Linked DNA regions of Mus musculus: region 2 is linked to region 1. The links are chromatin loops, found by intact Hi-C in ENCODE. Cell type or tissue: left cerebral cortex. All regions are shown on one strand. Links, peaks and the distances in the headings refer to the core of each region. The heading gives the core; the rest is flanking DNA.

Region 1 (10,388 bases), core at 1,494-9,493:
CTGTGTCAGTTGTGGGTACATGCAACATGTGGTGGTTTAGAGCTTTTGTGTGTAGGCTGTTTTCGGAAGGCAAAATTACTCACTAAAAGATGGGACCACTTCAAAGACTCTGTCCTGGGCTTTGCCAAATTGCCCATCATAAATGTTGTAAGTGATTCAGGCACTGATGTCTATCTTCTTAGCATAGAGAGAGACAAGCACCTGTTGTCTTAATTCTTGCAGATTTGGGAAAAGTGCTGATTCAGTGTTTTCATTTTCCATACTTTTAACCCTGGTGAGCTGTAATAGATTTGTTTGTGTACTGGTTGTTTAATATTTATATTTTCTTCCCACAATTAATGCTCTCAAATGTCCTTTTTAGAGTGTTTCTGTTTCTCACCAAAGTGTGAAGTTCAATTAATTTATAGATAGTTTAAGTTGCAAGGATTTTTCTCACTTGTTTTTCAAAGCCAGATTATGATGTTTTGATATCTTGGAGATTTAAATTTTTATTTCATAACACCTTTTGAATTTTTCTGTAAGTTTAAAAAGTCCATAATCTGTGTGCAGCTTATTTGGTGTGTGCCTTTATTTATTTTACATTTAATTCTTGAGTTCTGGGCTCATACTCATAGATGGCAACACATCATAATTTCTTTTACTTATCTAGGTTTCCATACACTTTAATGAATATAGAATTTAAAATTATATATGTGTGTGTGTGTGTGTGTGTTTGTGTGTGTGTGTGTGTGTGTTTGTGTGTGTAGGGGTATATATATTTGCTTACTGCAAGGCATACACTATATATCTATAGGTATGTCTTTGTGCTTTTTATACAATTCCAGTTTCTCTTTGTGCTTACAGTAGAGCTACTTTTTATGGTAGTTTTCTGTAATAAATATTACTACAAGTCTAAATTCAGTTTTTTTTTAAACATATTTCCCCTGGGCTATTTCTGCTTCTTATTTACTTAAAATAAATTTGTGAAGTTTAAAAAATTCCAGATGGGAGTTTGATTAATAATCGCTCGAAGTTTGAAGTTGAGTTTGAGAAAATTAACATGTTTATAGTAATGAACTTCCCGTCCACAAATATAGAATCATCTCCATTTGGTATAAATGGCGTTTTAAAATATGTTGCCGTTTTGCACATTTCTTCGTTGAATCCTGCACTGCTTTTCCCCACTTTGGTTAAATTTCATTTCCAGGCATTTTATATTTTTTGCTGCTTCTCTAAATAGGGTATTTTTCCTACCATATTTTCTAAGCAGTTACTGCTGGTTGTTGATAAGGTTCTTTTTGTGGTTGTTATTTATTTATTTTTTTTGTTATTTTTTGGTAACCAGACAGATTTCTGAAGTTGCTTCTTTAATCTCTGTCTTTCTTAGTCTCTTAATAAACGAGATGTACAATTGGATAGTAAAGTCCTATTTTTGACTCTTTCATAGACATTAATTGATATAGTTATTTCCTTTTTCTCAGTTGCCCTGCTTAGAGGTTATAAGACAGTATTAAATGTCCTCCAGTCATGATGGTGGGGCTTCACAAACGGTATAGCCATGATGGGGAGGCAGGGCTTCTCCTTTGCCTCTCTCTGTCCCCCCAATTAGATGTTGACTCCCCACTCTCTACTCCTGCAGAAGGGAAAGCTACACAGTGGAGATGGACCTCTGGTGGACCATGGGCCATGAGATGGGCTTGTGGTGGGGAACAAGGGGGCCAGTGCAGCCTCCGGCTTTGTTACGTCTTGGTAGTGTCTGTCCCTCCATGGACCATAACTTAGGATGTCAGCCAGGATCCTTGTGAGCTTTGCTTCTGCCTAGTTCAGTCTATCTTGCCCTCCCTCCTCCTTCCTTCCCTCCCTCCCCCCCCCCCTTTCTTTTTTAAAGATATCCTTTCTTATGTCCCAGACTGACCTTCAACTTTGAATTCATTAAGTGGCTGGCGGTAAACCAAGAACTTCTGATCTTACGCCTCCACTTCCCCAACACTGGGATTATGGGTGTGCCCCATCAGACCAGGTTTAGGTGGTGCTAGGACTGGAATCTGGGACTTCCCTAATGCTAGCTCAACATCCTCCCAACCGAGTGACAGCCTCAGCTCTCACTGCTTGCCTTTTCCTAGATTTTCTGAGCACTTCATGAGCCTTCTCCTCACACGTCTTCCCTACCTCCTACACCATTTACCCCAGAAACCCACCCATGGGAGACCTGACAATGAAGGGAACTGCATCCTTGGATCCTGAAGGTCACTGTGTCTCCATTATGTCCCTGACTGCCTGGGCTGCCCTGCCCTGCCCTGCCCTGCCCTGCCCTGATGGCTGAGCCTAAATCTGCATTTCTGGTAACCGTATAGACAGAGGTCACAGGTGTGGGGCCGGGGTGAGGTGGGGCTCTTCTCTGTCAGAAGTCAGAGTTCTATGGCTCAGTGAGTCACTCTGCTCCCACCCCCTGAGCTCTGAGCTGGCTTGTTTCAGGGTTGGTGTGGGTGGCGGTGTGGCTGGCAGGTTGTGGGTGAGGCCAGCCCACCCCAGAAGGTAGTGATGAGCCGAGTGCTGCCACGAGCCTGCTAGCACCAGGCTATGCCTTGTACCTGTCCTGCAGGGACTCTGGCTCTTGCTCTCCGTTTTTTTTCCCTGTGAAATCATTTCCCTTCTCTCCCTTCAAGCCTTTGGATCCTTCCAGTCTGTCTATTTTAATTGTGATCAAGTTCACTGCAATTTGTCATCTTAAGCAATTTTAAGAGCAGAGCTAGAGGCAGGAAGAACGTTCACGGTGACGGATAGCTCTCACCTGTGGCCCATCCAGGTAGCTCTTTTCATGCAAAGTTGAGACTGTCAATGAAAATCATGCCCCATTCTCCTGCCTCAGCCCCTGGAAGTGATTGTTCTAGTCTCTGTCTAAGAATGTCACTACTCCAGACAGTTCATGGAAGTAGAATCCTGTAGGAGTCTGGAAACTGGCTTTCTTCCCTCAGGACACCGTCCTCAGGGTTCATTCACGCCACAAGTATCAGTACTTCCTCTCTTTGGAAGCGGAGTAACGCCCCGGATATGCACATTCACTATGCACATTCAAATTTCATTTGTTGCTTTGAGGAAAATGCTCTGATCACCTGGGGGTACTTGCTTAACAACCACATAAAAAAACAAAAACCAACCAACCAAACAAACAAACAAACAAAAAAAAAACCAAAAAACAACAAAGCTATTTTCCCAGCCTGCCAACTTTAACTTTTGAATAAACATTACTGTTATTTTTATTATTCGCATACCTACAATCACTGGACCAAAACATTCAACATAATTTCCCATTCAAAGGGGAATTAAATAGAGAGACTATCTTGTGTGTTGTATGGATACATCCACCTGTCAATTAAAAGCCTAGCTGACCTATGGCTTAGCCAGGAGGTAGAAGGTGGGATATCCGGGAGGAGAAAGAATTCTGGGATAGAGGCAGGCGAGGAGATTTCCTTCCTGGGGAGATGGGACAAGACAGATGCCCAGTACCTGAACACAGGTAACTAATCACGTAGCAGAATGCAGGTCAGAATAAATGGGTTATTTTAAGTTATATCAATTCAGGGAAGAGCCTAGCTCTATGGCCAGGGTGTCTGTAAATATATTGTGAGTCTGAGTCTTATTTCTGGGAGCATGGGGCTGGGAGGAAAATCCTGGCCTAACCTCAACATAAGCCAATGTGGATTTTTTTTTCCTTTTTGAAGTATTTATTTGTCTTATGTTTATTTGTGTGTTTTGGGGGAGTGGGACGTGTTCCATGGTACCAGTGTGGAAGTCTGAGCAAAAGGCATGAGGGTCCCGGGAGTCAGACTCACGTCACTAGGCTTAGTTAGCAAGCACCGTTCTCCACTGACATTTTCTGACCAGTCACTTAAACAAACAAACAAACAAACAAAACCCGTCTTATTAAATGTAAGCAGCCATAGCCACGGCCATTTTAGGACATTTTCCGTCATCAAAAAGAGCCATCACGAACCTCTCCCAGCAGCATAGCCCCACCAGGTCCCCCAGCTCCAGGCAGCCACTGATAAGTGTGTATTTTCCATGGGTTTTCCTGGTCTGCCTTTTTACACAAATGATGTCCTACTGCATGCGGTCCTTGTGACCAGGTGCTTCCACCTAGCAGACATCAGGCCTCATCTCCTTTTCTCAGGATCCCGCTGTTCAGTCACAGGCTTGTCTTGTCTTCCCTGTCACAGGGCACACAGGTGAGTTCTATTCTGTTGCTTTCTGACACCCCCCCCCCCCCACACACACACACAGAGTTGGGGATTAGAAAAGTAAAAAATTAGTGACTCAGGGAGGCTGAAGAGACTGCCCGGTGGGAAGAGCTAGCGATGTTCCTCCAGAGGTCCCGGGTGTGATTCCCAGCACCCAAGTCAGGTACTTCCCACAGCTCCAGCTCCAGGGAGATTCCATGTCCCTGGCCTCTGCAGGCACCTGTTCTCATGTTCACACAGCTACTTACATGATTAAAAGTAAATCCCCTTAAATTAGTAACTTAATAAACAATAGAGAGCGGGGCTTCGGATAGCACAAGTGACAAAGTCTGTGCCCCTGCCATCAGGAGAACATGAGTTGTATGTAAAATGCCAGATGTAGTAACTTGTACTGGTAATGTTTGCATTGGTGGGATGGAGACAGGAGGACGTCCCCTGACCTCCCACCCCCACCCAGAACCCCCAGGCTTGTTGACCTGTCAGCTTAGCTTAATCAGCAAGCCCCAGGTCCAGGGAGAGAAACGGTTTATCCAAAAACAAGGTGGGAATTCAGGAGAGTTGATTCAGCCGTACTTATGGTTCTTGTAGAGGACTCGAGTTTCATTTCCTACACCCATATAGTGGCTCACCATTATCCTAAATTCCAATTCCAGGGAATCCAGCGCCCTCTTCTGGCCTCTGAGAACATCAGGCAAGCACATGTTGTACACACAGACAAAACACTTGTACACATAAAATGAAATAAATCTAAAATACTTCAGAGTGGATGGATCCTGAGGAACAACACCTGAGGCTGAACTCTGACCCCTGCACACACATGCACGCACACACACATTCAGACATACACATAAGCACACACACACACACAGTGAATGAATGAATGAATGAATGAATGAGTGAGTTGTGGAACAAAATGCTGTGATTTGAATGAGGTTCAGACCATACTCGTGTGAGTGGTTATTTGTGTTACGACTCTGTGGGTGATGGTTCCGCGTCTTGTTTTGTCTAGAAATTAGAATATTCAGACGAGACAAGCCTGATGAGAAGGGTTTGAAGTGCCGAGAATTCTAAGTGGGTTGACGGTGGGGGTGTACTTGCAGTTAGATTCAGGAGCCGACAAATGGATGCTCATAAGACAGACGGGGGTTTATAACTTTTTAAAAAAGATTTATTTATTTTATGTATATGAGAACACTGTAGCTCTCTTCAGACACACAAGAAGAGGGCTCAGATCCCATTACAGATGGTTGTGAGCCACCGTGTGGTTGCTGGGAATTGAACTCAGGGACCTCTGGAAGAGCAGTCAGTGCTCTTAACCACCTTCCTCTCTTCCCTCTCCCCTTTCTCCCGCGCCCTCTCTGGCCCAGGGCTAGCAGTGCCATCTTGTGTTGCAGTCTCAAGCTCATTGCACTATGCAGTACAGGGCAGGTTGCTCAGGGTTAGATGGGCAGATGTGGAGAGTCCATTGACCCCTGACCAGGGAAGCACTGGCGCTGGTCACTATAATTCCAAGGCCCCACCTTTCCCACTTGGCTAGGAGAGGCGTCTGGATCTTAAAGAGACTGTCTTGGTCACAGAGCTCCCTGATTGGCTTAGAGCTGTCACGAAGCTCTCTGATTGGCCTAGGGCTGTCACGGAGCTCTCTGATTGGCTTAGAGCTGTCACGGAGCTCTCTGATTGGCCTAGGGCTGTCACAGAGCTCTCTGATTGGCGTAGGGCTGTTTTGGAGAGACAGGAAGCTAATGTAAAAGTTACTCTGAAGCAGTACGGGGCTTCTGAGCATGCCACTGGTAGTCCAGTGGTCAGGTCTGTGGAACCCTTGAGAAAATCATGTTTTGTGTAAACATTCTCCAGCTCTCTAGCCCAGTCTTTCTGATCTCCAGTGCTGACTTGGGGCCGATCCTTTTTGGGGGTGGGGTGGGGGTCTCTGATGCCTTAGCCTTCTCTCACCACAGCTCACTCACTAACTATTAGAATATCAAACAAGGCAGCCATCCTTCCCTTATGGAGGGACCCTGTCCTGGACCATATTAAAGTTCAGTGCTTTACGTGAAAGAGTTCCTCTCTTCCTGACGGTGAAGGAGGAGGTCGTTATTAATCCCATTTTACGGAAGAAGCTTATACACAGATGGAAGAGCCTGAGAGACTCCAGAGATGTGGCTTGCACTGTTTCTTCTTTTCAGTTTTACTTTTACTTTACGTGTGTATATGATGTGTATGCCTGAAGAGGACATCAGATCTCCTCCAGAGCTAGGTTGATAGGAGTGGTGAGCCACCCGATGTACATGCTGGGAACCGAACCCAGGTCCTCTGCAACAGCAGCAAGCACTTTTAACTAATGGGGCCATTTCTTCAGGCCCAAGATTCACACTGTACTCTCTACCATAGTTTGTATTTTTCTCAGAAATAGCCTTCATGATAATGTAGTCATAATACAATGAGGGGCTTATCAGCATGTATGGTAGCGTGGGCATCCCTTGCATTATTTAAAAAGTTTAGATTAGTGTGATACGGTTTGTGACTGCGGGAGGGGTGGTTGTCCTTGTGTTCATGTTAGGTCAGATGAGCACTTGTAAGAATCAGTTCCGTCCTTTCACCCAGGACCCCAGTTGTCAGGTTTTGTACCGGCTGCTTTTGTGTGTCAACTTGACACAAGCTGGAGTTATCACAGAGGAAAGGGCTTTAGTTGAGGAAATGCCTCCATGAGATCCAGCTGTGGGGCATTTTCTCAATTAGTGATCAAGGGGGGAGGGCCCCTTGTGGGTGGGACCATCCCTGGGTTCTATAAAAAAGCAGGTTGAGCAAGCCAGTAAGTAACATCCCTCCATGGCCTCTGCATCAGCTCCTGCTTCCTGACCTGCATGGGTTCCAGTCCTGACTTCCTTTGGTGATGAACAGCAACATGGCCGTGTAAGCTGAATAAACCCTTTCCTCCCCAACTTCCTTCTTAGTCATGATGTTTGTGCAGGAATAGAAACCCTGACTAAGACAGGTTTGCTCTGCAAATGTTTCATCCTCAGAACTCTCCTGGCAGCTTGACCACCGGTGCGCTGTGTGATGGCTGAGTCTCTTGCTTATGGGGAACATCCTTGTGTGTTCTGTTCACTTCATCCAGAGCCCCCATTCTGACAGTGTTTCTTGTTCTTTTTGGTGGTTTGCAGTTGTGGCTCGAATGTGGAATATCCCCCTTGGGCTCCTGAGTTTGAGTCCTTGCTGCCAGCAGGTGGCGCTCTTTTGGATGTTTGTGTACTTCAAAACCAGGATGGGACAGTGCTCGTGGCCCTGAGTCCTATCCCATGTAGCCCTGGCTTCTGTGTTTCTAAGTTGAGCCCTCCTTACTTTATATAGACTCACGCATTGGCCAGGTCAAATCTTGAAGTTATACCGCTAAAAATTCTGAGCATTGACTGATGGAGTTTCCTAGTATCGTCCGTTAGATGACCTACGATGGAGTGTCGTGCCAGGCATCTAACCAGAATGCAGAGCGTGCTTTCATTGAGTTCAAGGTGTAATTATTTTCAGTACTGATGGACTCATCATCTCTCACCTCTGTTCCCGGCAAGACTTAGTGAGTGTCGTCAGTCTTTGGTTTGGAGTGATTCTGGGAAACTGTGTTTTACCGCCAGGGATCGGCTTCATCCTCTAGGGAAGTCAGTGCCAGGGAGGGTAGATTATACTGTTAGATTATATCATAGCAGCCTGGCTTTGGAGGGGAGGTAAGACTTGGGGAGAGGAATGGGCAGAAGGGACCTTTGCAATCACTGTGGCAGGCCGGGCCAAAGGCCATCGTCCTGTGCGATCTGGTAGAAGTTTCCAAGCCTCTTGGCAATTGTGGGGATGCATTGCTTGGTCTCCAGAGCATTGAGTACAGTTTCCCTTGTGGTGACAACTGCTCTCCTTGTGTTGATTGACAAAGTACTGGGGAAAGTATACAGCCAAGACACTCAGTCCACTTCTCGTACTGATAATCATTGCTCCATGTTGGCCTACCAACAATGTCCCAAGACGATGGGTTTAAAAAAATGTCATTTCCTACTGGATCTGAAGTGAGGACACCCATGCCTTCAAGGAGGCTGCTGTGAACCTGTCCAGGGAGCCTCAGAGGGTATCCAGGCTTTTCAGCACCTGTGTAATGTGGAAATAGGGCAGAGCTGTCGCACAACCAGATGGCATTATGAGACTACTTAGAATGTGCTATCAGAAATGGGAAATGGCGCCTTCTAGTGAACTCCCTTCTACCCACAGCTGGGCTAATCATCTTTTGTTGTTAGACAACTGACTTTTTGAACCCATCTTCTGTATCCTCCTTCTAATCCCATTCTCTTCTCAGCTTTTCCTTTGCCAGTGGCTTTGTCATCTTTCGGTCTATTGGATAAGCAGTCCCTTCTCCCCCCGCCCCATGGGCACAGGTGACACAGTTCAGAAACGTGTGCAGAATGTGTATTGATTCATGGAATGTGACTCGTGAATACATGTGTGTTTTCGTATGCGTCTTTCGGGCCTGCTTGCCCGCTTCTATTGTCTTCCCTAGTCAGTGTCTATGAGAAAGGTTCTCTCACGGAACATGGGACTCACTAATTGGGCTACACTGTTGGGCCGGAAAGCCCCCAGGAGCTGCCTCTCCTGCTAGCATTACAGATGTACACCACTGCACTCAGCTTTTAATGCGGGTTCTGGGGATCTGAGTCTGGTGTTGCCCTAAGCTGTGTCCCCAGCCCAGTTTAGTTTTCTGTTGGGATAAAGGACGTTCTCTACCCCGCTATGGTACCTCTTTGGTCTTACCTTTCTGCTGATGCCCAGAGTCTTTGCCATCAGTGAAAACATTTCACTCTTGTTATTTGAGATACTTAAATTTTGGATTCACATCTTGAGAGTGAAAGCATGCTACAACACTCAGAAGGAGAAAGAGAGGGGAAATAAGGACCACCGTTTCCCTCCAGTTCTGCGAGGTGACACATGTATATCCTGGCTTTGAGTATGTTCATCCAGGAACATTTTCTCTCTGGGAGTCTGCAGCTTGTCTCTATTTACAGACTGTGGACTGTAGAACACTCCTGCCAAGATGCGATTCAAAGGGGCTCCAGACTTGAGTGTGGCTTCTAACAACGAGGAACACGTATTTCACGGACTCTAAGATACTATCAATGAAAAATGGCTTTAGCCAGACAGTGGCGTCTGAGCCATCAAGGTGGGCTACTCCTCTGTTATGAAATGCTTCCTGATTCCAGAGGTGTTAAAAGGAGGAGAGCCTGGCACCATCCTCCGTGAAATTTGGCACGTCTGTGGTCTAATCATCCACTTCATGCACACACTGTTGTTGTTATGGATGTCACAATACAAGTGATGGGTCTGGTGGTTTGCCGTATGCCTGTCTGTTTACTTTGGAGGGCGGATAGGAATTTGGAGCCTCGAATCATCCTTGGCCAAGAAAATGTCAAACCTGTGCCAATCTGGATTGATTTTCCTCAAGGTCTAGTGCATATCCGTCATTGTGGGATCCCCTGCCGCCTCTGGTTTCTCTCTGTCCCTCCTGTGTTGGGCTGGGCTCCATGTATTTTTTCTGATTTTCTCACACTATTGTCAGGGTGGAGTTGACCTCTAGTAGGTCCCTAAGAAAAGCAGACGAGGAGATATTAATCAAATATGTTTCTAAAAATGTCTTAATTCTACTCTCCCACTTGACCTATGGTTTAGCTGAGTGTGGTCTTCTAGGTTGTAAATAATTTTTTCTCTCTTTCTCTCTTTCTTTCTTTTCTTAAAGATTTATTTATTATTATATGTAAGTGTACTGTAGCTGTCTTCAGACACACCAGAAGAGGGCGTCAGGTGGTTGTGAGCCAACATGTGGTTGCTGGGATTTGAACTCTGTACCTCCGGAAGAGCAGTCAGTGCTCTTAACTGCTGAGCCATCTCTTCAGCCCCATAAATAATTTTCATTGAAGCACCCCTCTATTGCATTTGGTTTTCAACCTGTGGTCCCCAACCTGTGTGACTCCTTTGTGGGTGGGGGGTGTAAAATGACTCTTTCATAGGGGTCACATATCAGCTATCCCACATATCAGATATTTACATTACAGTTCCTAACAGTAGCAAGATTATGGTTATGAAGTAGCAATGAAAGTAATTTTATGGTGTGTGTATGTGGTGGTGGTGGTGGGATTACTATAACAT
Region 2 (10,388 bases), core at 1,365-9,364, 48 kb after region 1:
CTCCAGGATTCTGAAGCAGCCCTACTGTGTACAGCCACCTTCTGTACTTGGATTTATTCAAGGAGATGGATACCCTCTCTTCTCTTAGGGAGCTGATTGTCATTTGAGGTCATCGTGAGCAAGGTGAGGTGAGGAAACATTGTGGTCATAGACACCAGCAAGCGTGTGGTCATTGGAGGCTATAGAAGATGAAGTAACTTCTGTTGTGGAATGTGAAAACCCCTGGTTGTCTGTTATCTGTTTACTTCCTCCTTGCCCCTTGCTGTATGAGTCACTAGAGGCCCCAAGACAATTATACATATGCTTAAGAACACATAATAGGGTTTGATAGGGGAATTAGCCAAGGTGGTCTTGCTCCAAAGCCTGGGTTCTTAGTATTACACTAAGTTCACTTTAATGCGACCTCTGTCCGTCCAGCGACCTCTGTCTGTCCATTTGCTCATTCCTTCATGAGCCTTCCAGACTTTGCATTTTCTTGCTCTCCCCTATAGAACTTACCAAGTCCAGTTTGTGTCACCCATATGTAAATGTGTGAGATTTCTCTTGGAATGTGGTCAATTAATGGGGTGGGGAGGGGACATGGGGCGGCATCCTTAGAGAAAACCCAGCTCCCTTCCCCAGAAGCCACCAGCGACTGGGGAAGGCTCAGGGGAGACTTGTGACCACCTCCCTCCATGCCGGACTGTTGACCGGCTTATTCTTATGCAAGTATTGTATACGCAGCTAAAGCTGCTCTGAGTTCATAAGTGTAGTGGTCCTGTCGTGTCCAGAGGACACTGTTTCTCTCAATTTCTTCTCCAACTTCTGCCTCTTTCTTCTGCCCGCCCCCCTTCCTCAATGATACTTGAGCCTTGGGGAGAGGAAGTGTGATAGAGATGTCTCATTGAGAGCCAGGCTGTCTGTAGACATGTATTTATCGTGCTTTGACCAGTCACCACTGGCAAAAACAAGTCCATATGTATAACAAGGGCGAAAGGCTAGTAAACTTAGGTCACCGTGAGATGAGTCCCAGGTAACGGCACTTGCCACCAAACCTGATGACTCAAGTTTGGTCCCTGGGTCTCACATGGAGAAGAGGAGTTAATTCCTGTAAGCTATCTTCTGATCTCTACAAGTTCACAGTGGCATATGCACCCCCATATACATAGTAAATCTTTAAATTGTTAAATAAAAATGACCCTTCGCTTAGATAAATCAGCCATTCGCACAGACCCAGCATTACCTTGGGTGTCTTTGTCCTTGGAATCTAAGGGAACATGTTTCTACATAGTAGCACATGGCTTAGACATGAACAGTAGGCTCACACCTACCTCTACTGTACCCTGGCTTGTGCTCCTGGGCAAGTCCCCTCATGCTCAGTGTCCTGGTTGTTTTTTTGTTTTTTTGGTTTTTTGGTTTTTTGGTTTTTTGTTTTTTGTCAACTTGACACATACCTAGACATATCTAGAAAGAAGGCATCTTAGTTGAGAAAATGCCTCCATAAAATTGGACTATAGGCAAATCTGTAGGGCATTTTCTTGATTAATAATTGGGGTGTGTTGGGAGGGCCCAGCCCACTACGGGTGGTACCAGCACTGGGCGGATGAGTGTGTGTTGTATAGGGAAGCAAGCTGGGGGAGCCCTGGAAAACAAAACTGCTGTCAATAAACAGCATTCCATCATGGCCTCTGCTTCAGTTCCCGCCTTGAGTTCGTGCACTGACTTCCCACAGTGATGGAGTGTGGCCTGAGAGCTGTCTTCTGAAATAAACCATTTCTTTCCCAAGTTGTGATGTTTTTAATCACGCAGTAGAAACACTAGCTAATGTGCACAGTTTTGGTTGTGATGTTTTTATTTTTTATTTTTTTATTATTTTTTTTTTTTTTTTTTTGGTTTTTTTGAGACAGGGTTTCTCTGTGTAGCCCTGGCTGTCCTGGAACTCACTTTGTAGACCAGGCTGGCCTCAAACTCAGAAATCCGCCTGCCTCTGCCTCCCGAGTGCTGGGATTAAAGGCGTGCGCCACCACCGCCCGGCTTCCCACAGTGATGGAGTGTGGCCTGAGAGCTGTCTTCTGAAATAAACCATTTCTTTCCCAAGTTGTGATGTTTTTAATCACGCAGTAGAAACACTAGCTAATGTGCACAGTTTTGGTTGTGATGTTTTTAATCACAGCAATAGAAATACTAGCTAATGTGCACAGTACCATCACCTGTCACATGGGAGAATGACCGCACCTCCCATGCAGTATGCCTGGCACCTCGTAGCCTAGCAACAAATGCTGGACCCCTCTCTGCCTCCATGTTGCATTCCTGCATGGCCTGGGGGAGGTGGGAGGCTGCATCGGGGAGAACCCAGTTTTATTGTTGCAAATCCATTTTGTCCGGTGCGAAGGGTTCCTGCAGCTGAGATGGTTGGCCTCACATAGCCCTTGAGAGACAAAGTTCAGAGTGAGAATTGTTCCAGCCCAGGTCTTCCCTCCCCAGCCCTGGGACTTGCGTGACTTAATCTCTCTGTGAGTCTCTCTGTAAAGCTCTGCCCTCACTGTAAAGCAGAGGCGGAGAAGATGCTTGCTTGTTGGGATGTCTGGGGAACGTGGTCTCAGGCCGTCCTTCAGTACAGTGTCTGCCTCAGAAACACAGTGTGCGTAATGGAAGCTATACATTAGATTTATTATGCAAAGACTGGAGAAATGGCTCAACAGTCAAGAGCATCTACTGCTCTTTGCAGAGGACCTGAGTAAGTTTGGTTCTTAAAACTCTGGTCCTTGCCACCTGAGACTCCATCCCCAGGGGATCCGACACCCTCTGATGGCCTCTGCCTGTGCTCTACACATGCACTGACCCACCCTAACAGACTAACTACGCGTTAATATAAAAACCTTCTTAAGAGATTTATTATATAAAAATAACAATGGTATCACAAAGATAAGTTAGTATGCCATCTGTAGTATTGCTTAATTAATATTGCTTACTTTTGTAAGAGTAGAAACCTTTGTCAGAAAGGGTTTTCAAAGTCAGAGTCCACTCTGCAGCCCTGGAACTAAGAATCTCTAGAGAAGGCTTGGAGTCGTGTGATTTCAACAAGAGTGTGGGTGCTCCCAGTGGGGTATAGTCTGGAGAGCCACCATGAACATGATCATGATCGTGATGTTTTAATTTTGAGAGGGAGGGTCAGGGCTGCAGAGTCAAATCCAGGGCCTCTTGTCTGCGAGGCAGGCATGCTGCAGCTAAGCTAAAACCTGGGGCCTTAAGCTGAGCTCCAGAACAAGCCAGCTCCCTTCATAGCACTCTTGGGAGTATTGCATTCTTTTTTGCCTGAGATTGACTGGAACAAGAACCCTTACCCAAAATGACAAGCACCAGCGCCTCAGGGTAGCGAAGGCTGGCCCATTTATTTATTTTTATGACCTCATGAAGTCGGTCAGCAACCCAGATAAAGTGCCGTGTGGGTTCTGCAGGAGTACTGGGGGAGGTTTTGTATACCTGAGCACAAGGCTTTCCTTGAACACCGAGTAACCAGTTAGGCACAATCTTACATGTCACCTGTCACTTTATACTTGTCTATTGCTCAGCAGAAATCGCAGATGGCTTCCCCTCTATGTGTCACATTCTTGTCTGTCTGAAAGCCCTTCAAGTACACAGCACATCTGCAGGCTATAAGCAAGCTTGACTGTTAATGAATTCGTTTCCACTCTGAATTTCTAGGTTGGATGTTGGCAGCCAGACTGGCAGATGTTTAGCGGGGACTCTGAGGTCTGTCTGCCCATCTGTAGCCGGACCTCAGACAGCTTGGGGCCCCTTTGGAAAATGATCCTTGGGTCCCACGTCTTCTCACCCTCTTCGTCTTGCATCCCCAGGTTGAAAGGATTGTGGACAAGAGGAAGAACAAGAAGGGGAAATGGGAATATCTTATCCGATGGAAAGGCTACGGCAGCACGGAGGACACGTGGGAACCGGAGCATCACCTCCTGCACTGTGAGGAGTTTATCGACGAGTTCAACGGGCTCCACTTGTCCAAGGATAAGAGGGTGAAGTCAGGGAAGCAGGCCGGAGCCTCCAAGCTCCTCCGCGACGCCCGCGGCCTGCCAGTGGAAAGACTCTCCCATCGGCCTCTGGAACCCGGGAAGAGCAAACCATCTTCCCACAAGCGGAAGCGCGTCAACTCTCCCCTGTCCAGGCCCAAGAAGGGGTCTTCGGGTAAGGCTCCAGACAGGGCCACCAAGACTGTGTCCTATAGGACTACCCCCAGTGGCTTACAGATCATGCCCCTGAAGAAGGCTCAGAACGGCCTGGAGAACGGAGATGCCGGCTCTGAGAAGGACGAGTCACACTTTGGAAACGGGTCCCATCAGCCGGATCTGGAGTTGAACGACCAGCTTGGAGAGCAGGAGGCCAGTGACTGCGACGGGACCCACTCCGCGCTGGTGGAGAATGGAGTTGGTCTGTGGCTTTTCTTTCTCTCAGGGTTGGGTTGGTCTTGGCTGGTGGCCAGCTTGTGGTGTTGTTGTTGTTGTTGTTGTTGTTGTAGGCAGGATCTTATGTGGTCCAGGTTGGCCTCAAACTCACCAAGTATTCTAGGATGGCTTTGACCCCCCTGTCTCCTGCCTCTGTCTCCTGGGTGCTGGGATTGCATGCAGGCACTGTTAGATCCTGTCTCAGGTAAAGGTGGAACACGGGGCATGCTGGGTAAGGACTCTACTCACCAAGCCAGCCATGTCTTCAGCCCTTTGGTCTGACTTTTCTTTCAACCTAGGGAAATATCTAAGTTGCTACCCACCTTCTGTCTTTAACTCTTAGCTACCTCTTAGTTCTGCCTTTCTTGGTCTCTCACGTCAAGGCCACGGACGTTTGACCTCAAGCCTGTGCTGGTTATTAGACACCTTTGCATACAGGGATATCAAGCCCCAGGTGCTATATGAGGCCTGCGGTAGGTTACAAAGGCCTAACTACAGCTAGGCCTGTCATCCCAGCTATGTGAGAGGCTGGGGTAGGAGGATTGCAAATGTAAGGTCACTCGGGACTACAGGTTGAGTGCATGACCAGCTTGGGCCACTGTAATGAGATCCTGTGATGTAAAGGGGACATCCAATCCCCCCTATACTGTTAAATACAGAAAAAAGAGAGAATCCTACTACACTGTAGGATACCCCAGGCTGTAGTCACCACACCAGATCCACATTCCTGGGGGTGGGGTGCAGCCCAACATCCCAGGAGACAGAAGTCCTCCCCAGAGGGCCTGCACCTCCCCTGGGACTCACAGCCTTTGTCCAGGGAGGGGCTGCCTTGGGGGCTGTCCTCCTGTCCACGCCATTTACAGATGGAGTTCTCCAAGCTAGCGCATGATGGGAGATGCCTGCTCTTCTGGTGTCACCAGCGTAGGCGGAGGGCCGTTCCTCTTAGGTGGAACATGACTAACTTCCAGCTGTGTCCATGCATGGGACATAGGACAGTACAACTCCTGTCGTGCTTCTTTAATTTCTTTATCCAGTCTCTATGTTCAGACCAGGCTTGCCCTGGACTCACGGTTGCCCAGACTGGGCAGAGCTTCCTTTATAAAGCCGCCAATCCCTTTCAAGATGATAGATACAGTTCTCATGAGCTTATCTCATCCCACAGGCTTTGCCTCTTGGTACTGTTAAATGGGATACAGAGTTTCAAGCTGTGACTCTCGGGGGAGGGGGAACCCCAACACCCAGACTATAGTGGGTTGGTCCTAACTGCAGCTCCAACCCCGCCCTGTGCCGGCTCTCTTGCCTGCTCCTTTCTGCCCTGTCCTGGAAGCAACGTAGACTGTAGGTAGCTTGCGTTAGGACATGAATTCCTCCTCTTACAGTCTCTGGAGGCGGTGAACCCTGAGCTTCTCATGCTGTGACATCCTCAGTGGCCAGACTGCGCCTTCACAAAGACCTCAGTGGCCTGTGTCTTTGGGCAAGCTGTGTGCTCCAGTGTCATGCCCCCTCCATTCTCAAACACCCTTGTGTATACCCACAGGCATCTTCATATACAGAGATCAGAGCCTGAAGTCTCAGGAGCTTCAGGAAATACCTAATGGGCACACAACAGTGCATGCCCAGTGTGCAGGGCCCTCAGATGCCCCTGATGGAATGAGAGTGAACACGGATGCAGAGGTGCAGGTGGTAACGAGCAGGCTAGGTCATGAGTTAAGTGCCCGTCTGTGATGATGCTGAGTGTGGGGTCTGGACCGTTCTGAGTATGCTCCGTTGGGGAGAGCTTGCCATCTTTAGGGGAACCTGGGCAATTGCTTAGAGCTTCCTCCTGCTCCAGAGAGGAATCTCACCCTAACGCGATTTATTTAGGCATCTGCCCCAGCCTGACTCATGCTTCCATCTGGGGATCCCCCAGTGCTGATATGCCTGTGCTTCGAGCATATGGAAGCGCTGTTTGTCTTAAACATTCATCTCTCGGGGGAAGAAGTAGCTTGTGTAAACGAGGCTTGGCATAAACATCCCCGTTTGATGTTCGCGTGACAGCTGCTAGCAGTTGCAGAATCCCCCTCCCCCATTGGTGCAGGAAGGGGCGGTCAGGGGAAGCCTCTTAGGCTCATGGGGTACAAGAGCAGGAGCCTGGGCAGGGTCCCAGTAACTGAGCTGATAACACTCCCCCTGCCAGACTTGCAGCTTCCCTAAGAGTAAGCAGGAGCACTAAGGGAGGATGGTTTGCTGACTGACTGCCAGACAGCAGTGTGATGCACAGGGTGGGTGTCTCTCCCCATGCCCTGTGCTGCTTTCTGAGGTGGAGTGCAACTGTTAGCCTTTTGCTCTGGCGACCCGCCTTGAATGCCAACTCGCTAATGGGGCCAGATACCTCATCACCTGAGAAACTTGCTAGCCAGCCGACCCGCCGAAGTCCCTGCGCGTTTGTAGCTATTCTGGACCTTTTTCCTCCTCAGTCTGGTGTCTTGCTATCTTCTCCAGATAATGTATATTCACACATCCCAGGGCCCCAGCTGGAAGGGAGAGGAAGCTGCCACCCACCTCTATTGTGTTTGTAGCCGTCCCAAACTTTTTGCTTAATTACATCCTTTCGAGTTGGCGCCCACAAGCTCCCATGAGGATAGGCTGTTGGTCTCATATTTCACGTGTCTAATATCCCCCTGGATACCTGTGACAAATGTAGGCAGATCCCACAGTATCTGATGGACTGTCTTAGGCGGAGAGGCTCCAGGAGACTGGCTCTTGATGGGTACCTCGGCGGCTTCTGTGTGTTAGACTCTGTACCAGGATGACTGGGCCGTGTCATTTGCCATCGGACACCAGAGCCCTTCAGTTCAAGTCTGACTCTCGGAGCACCGGTTCAGGACCACTGCCCTGCTAGCCGCTGGCTAGATTAGAGAGATGCAAAGAGAGGAGTAAGGGCCCATCTTTTGTAACTTAAAATCTACCCTCGGCCAAGCTGGTGGGCTCGGACTTTTAGGTTGAGTAAGCACCAGAGGTTGAACCTCCATGGATGGAGTCCCATGTAATACATGGAACAGCATTGCCGTATTTATATACAACTCGAATGTAGTCACTCGTGGGAGAAACGGCTCCTGCCTCAGTCACCCTCTGACACTTGGGTTGCAGCTAGCTTATTACCCAGGGGGGTCAAGCACTGGGGGAAGCGGAGGCAGCATCCTTGCCATTGAGAGCAGTCTGAGATTCAGAGGTGTAGGGAGACCAAACAAGTCTCTGTCATGCTCCTGGCCTTAGGGAAGCTCTGTTGAGGGCAGTGCCACATACAGGTTAGGCATTGAATTATTTTCCTCCTAATCTTTCTCTGACCCAAACCTAAGGATCTAGTGCCATTTGACCAGTGGGGTGTAGGACTTAGGGGTTCCCCCTGTTTGCCCTGCAGAAGCATCCCAGAGGGCTCCTGACTGCACCTCAGGGCAGTGTTTGGGATATGGGGTGTTCACTTTTTAAATGTCTTTCCCCCCCTCTCTCGATGACTTAACTTCCCCATAGAAAGAAGTAACTTATGTAATATGACTTCCTTATGGTATAGGAACAATCCACAGCCCAGGGCTCCAGTGGGTGGCACATTCTGGGTTCACACCATGCCTCTCCCCGCTGAAGCTCAAGATGAATATGGCATGCATGGCTCAGTGCCCACCTCTGTTCCCTCTTCTCCTGGGGTGACAAACGACTCTGCGGTCCACGGACCATCTGCCTCAGTATCCCTCTGGGAGCTTGTTAGAATGAGCTCCGCCCCATCCGAGTGAATGGGGACCTGGGGCGGCGGCGGGGGGGGGGGCGGGGGGGCAGGTGTGAATCACTCCTGTCAAACGATGAGTTTTAATAGCTGAGTGTGGATGGCCGCCCCCACGGACGTGTGTGGTTGTGAGCGATGGCTCATAGACGCCTCGCTGCCAGATCTGGGATGTTCTCCCGCATTTTTAAACTTGTAAGAGCATGGTTTTTTTAAAAAACAAGGTCTCTTCCTTGACTGTGTACTTCCCACATAAGGGATTTCTCTCTGTTTCTGTCTGTCTGTCTGTCTGTCTGTCTCTGCCTCTCTGTCTCCATGTCTCTTTCTTAAGAAAGATAGGCTTCAGCTGTGCTGAGCAGCTGTCCCTTTAGGGATCCCTCCCTCTCCTGCTCTGGTGGGAACTCCCCTGTCCTGACTGTCCACAGAGGCCACAGCCTGGTTCTTTTAAAGACCCATTTGTGCTTTAACCCCTGGGGACACTCCACCTCCCCAGCAGGTACCCTCATTCCCTTTGAGCCCTAGAGCAAAGCATGGCTGCCCAGTCAGTGCTCTCCAAGGGCCCGTGGACCCTCAAGCCCCGTGCCCACAGTTCTCTGATTTCCGAATATCATTTCTCTACATGTTTGGTGTCTGTCTGTCTGTCTCCCAGGCCTTCCGTGATTCACTATTCCCTGCATTGTTCCCGCCCATGCATGTCCCCTCCCAGACAGGTGGGCATCCTTTGCCATTTTCCATCCATCCATCCTCTGACAGGATGCCAGCCTTCTCTTCCAGGGTGTTCACTTCAACCTTCACACTCTCCATGCGGTTATTGCTTTCCCTTATCTGCAGATCAGAACCGAGGTGGACATTTAAAAAGCAACCCACACTGTCCTCGTGGGGAGAACTTGGGACCTGACAAAGGCAGAGCTAGACTCAGCACACCTGGAGGGTGGGCTGGAAACTGAACAGAGCCAAGTTGGTACTGTTGGCCTAGGAACCCCATTTTGGAAACCACCACCATTGACTAATAAGCTGTGGGTGGTAGGTGAAAACATAGGCGGTTGTGAGAGCCCAGGGGCCTCGCCGAAGAGTAGGCGTTCTTATGCCTGGGACCTTCCAGTTGCCTTTGTGACTCGTTGAAGTATGAGGGAGAACGTGGAATGGGAGAAGCAGGGTAAAGGAGCTATATTGTGAGATTCTGATGTTCGCAAAGGATGCTCTGTGGTCCTCGTGGTGGCTTCTAGAGGCAGCTGTTACACCCATATTAAAGTGCAGGAGGAGGCTACAGATGGCACAGGTTGGGCTCAGGAGACAAGCCCAGGCAATTTAACCCCAGAGCTGACCTCGAAGTAATACCCACCTGGCTTTGGGGGCAGCGAAAAGCAATTTGTAAACCCTGATTACCCACAAACATAACTGGGGTGTTCTTCTCTGACTTGAATCTGCAAACCTTTGATAAGATTAAGTTCACAAAAAGTACAACTTAAGGATGGTTGTTAGAGTGCTTGCCTGATGTGTGAAGTCTTGGGTCAGAGCCTCAGGTGCTGCATGCCTATAATTGTGATGCTCTGAGTGTGGAGCCCGGGGGTCAGAAATTCAAGATAATCCTTGGCTACCTAGCAAGTTCAGGGACAGCCTGAACTTGAGTCTTTCTCTCTTTCCCTCCCTCCCTCCTTTTTTCATCCCTCCTTCCTTTATCCCCTGCTCTCTTTCCTCTTTCCTGCCCTCCCTTCCTCTCTCTCTCCCCCTCTTCCTCCAACACAAAGTAAAATAAATATAACTTAAGACTGAACTTACTCTTAGAAAGCTCCAGCAGGAGCCTGAGGCTGAGTGGTCAGTTCTATGTTCCAGAATGGATAATGTAAATGAGGATTCTAGAGCGAGTGGGCGGGCTGGGCTGCCCCTGACTCATGCAGACTCTGCAGACTCTTGGACCAGAGAACACATTCCAGGTTTCTCTGGTGGGTCTCAGACAGGGTGGATTTCCAGACTGGTCAGGGAGACAAAGGAAAATTGTCAGTTGGTCTCACTCTGAGCCCAGTGGTCAGTCGTCGTCCTCAGTGACCCTCTGGCTTCTCTCAGTCCCCTCAGTACTGCCTCAAAACTGTTCTAGACATTTCTTACTCCCTGCTTTGATCTTGAAACCTGGCTCTCTCAGCCACTATTGCTTCCCAGAGCATTGGTTTTGTCCTGAAAGAGGCACAGGGTCATCTGATGTA

What was found. A loop is a pair of places that touch in the nucleus more often than their neighbours do. Peaks named below come from ENCODE experiments on the same cell type or tissue, not always from the same donor. Only the 100,000 strongest peaks of a DNase experiment are listed, where the experiment ranks them.
Region 2: it touches region 1 in a loop (2.2-fold over the local background); 4 of 42 quality-filtered maps call a loop at or near these places.

The regions. Positions count from the first base shown.
Region 1 is chr8:116,666,229-116,676,616 of GRCm38, reverse strand. The region is part of intron 1 of Cdyl2 (chromodomain protein, Y chromosome-like 2); the gene reads left to right. Among named protein-coding and RNA genes, the nearest start is that of Cdyl2, 62 kb to the left of the region's middle. In left cerebral cortex, for the core only: CTCF peaks have their summits at 4,895 (motif pointing left) and 7,444 (motif pointing right); DNase peaks (open chromatin) are centred at 1,999, 2,473, 4,874 and 5,278.
Region 2 is chr8:116,617,815-116,628,202 of GRCm38, reverse strand. Cdyl2 (chromodomain protein, Y chromosome-like 2) reads left to right here. Exons shown (of 7, transcript NM_029441.3): 2 at 3,837-4,419. Among named protein-coding and RNA genes, the nearest start is that of Gm31367, 17 kb to the right of the region's middle. In left cerebral cortex, for the core only: a CTCF peak has its summit at 6,233; DNase peaks (open chromatin) are centred at 6,921, 8,073, 8,288, 9,201 and 4 more places; H3K27ac peaks cover 3,320 bases.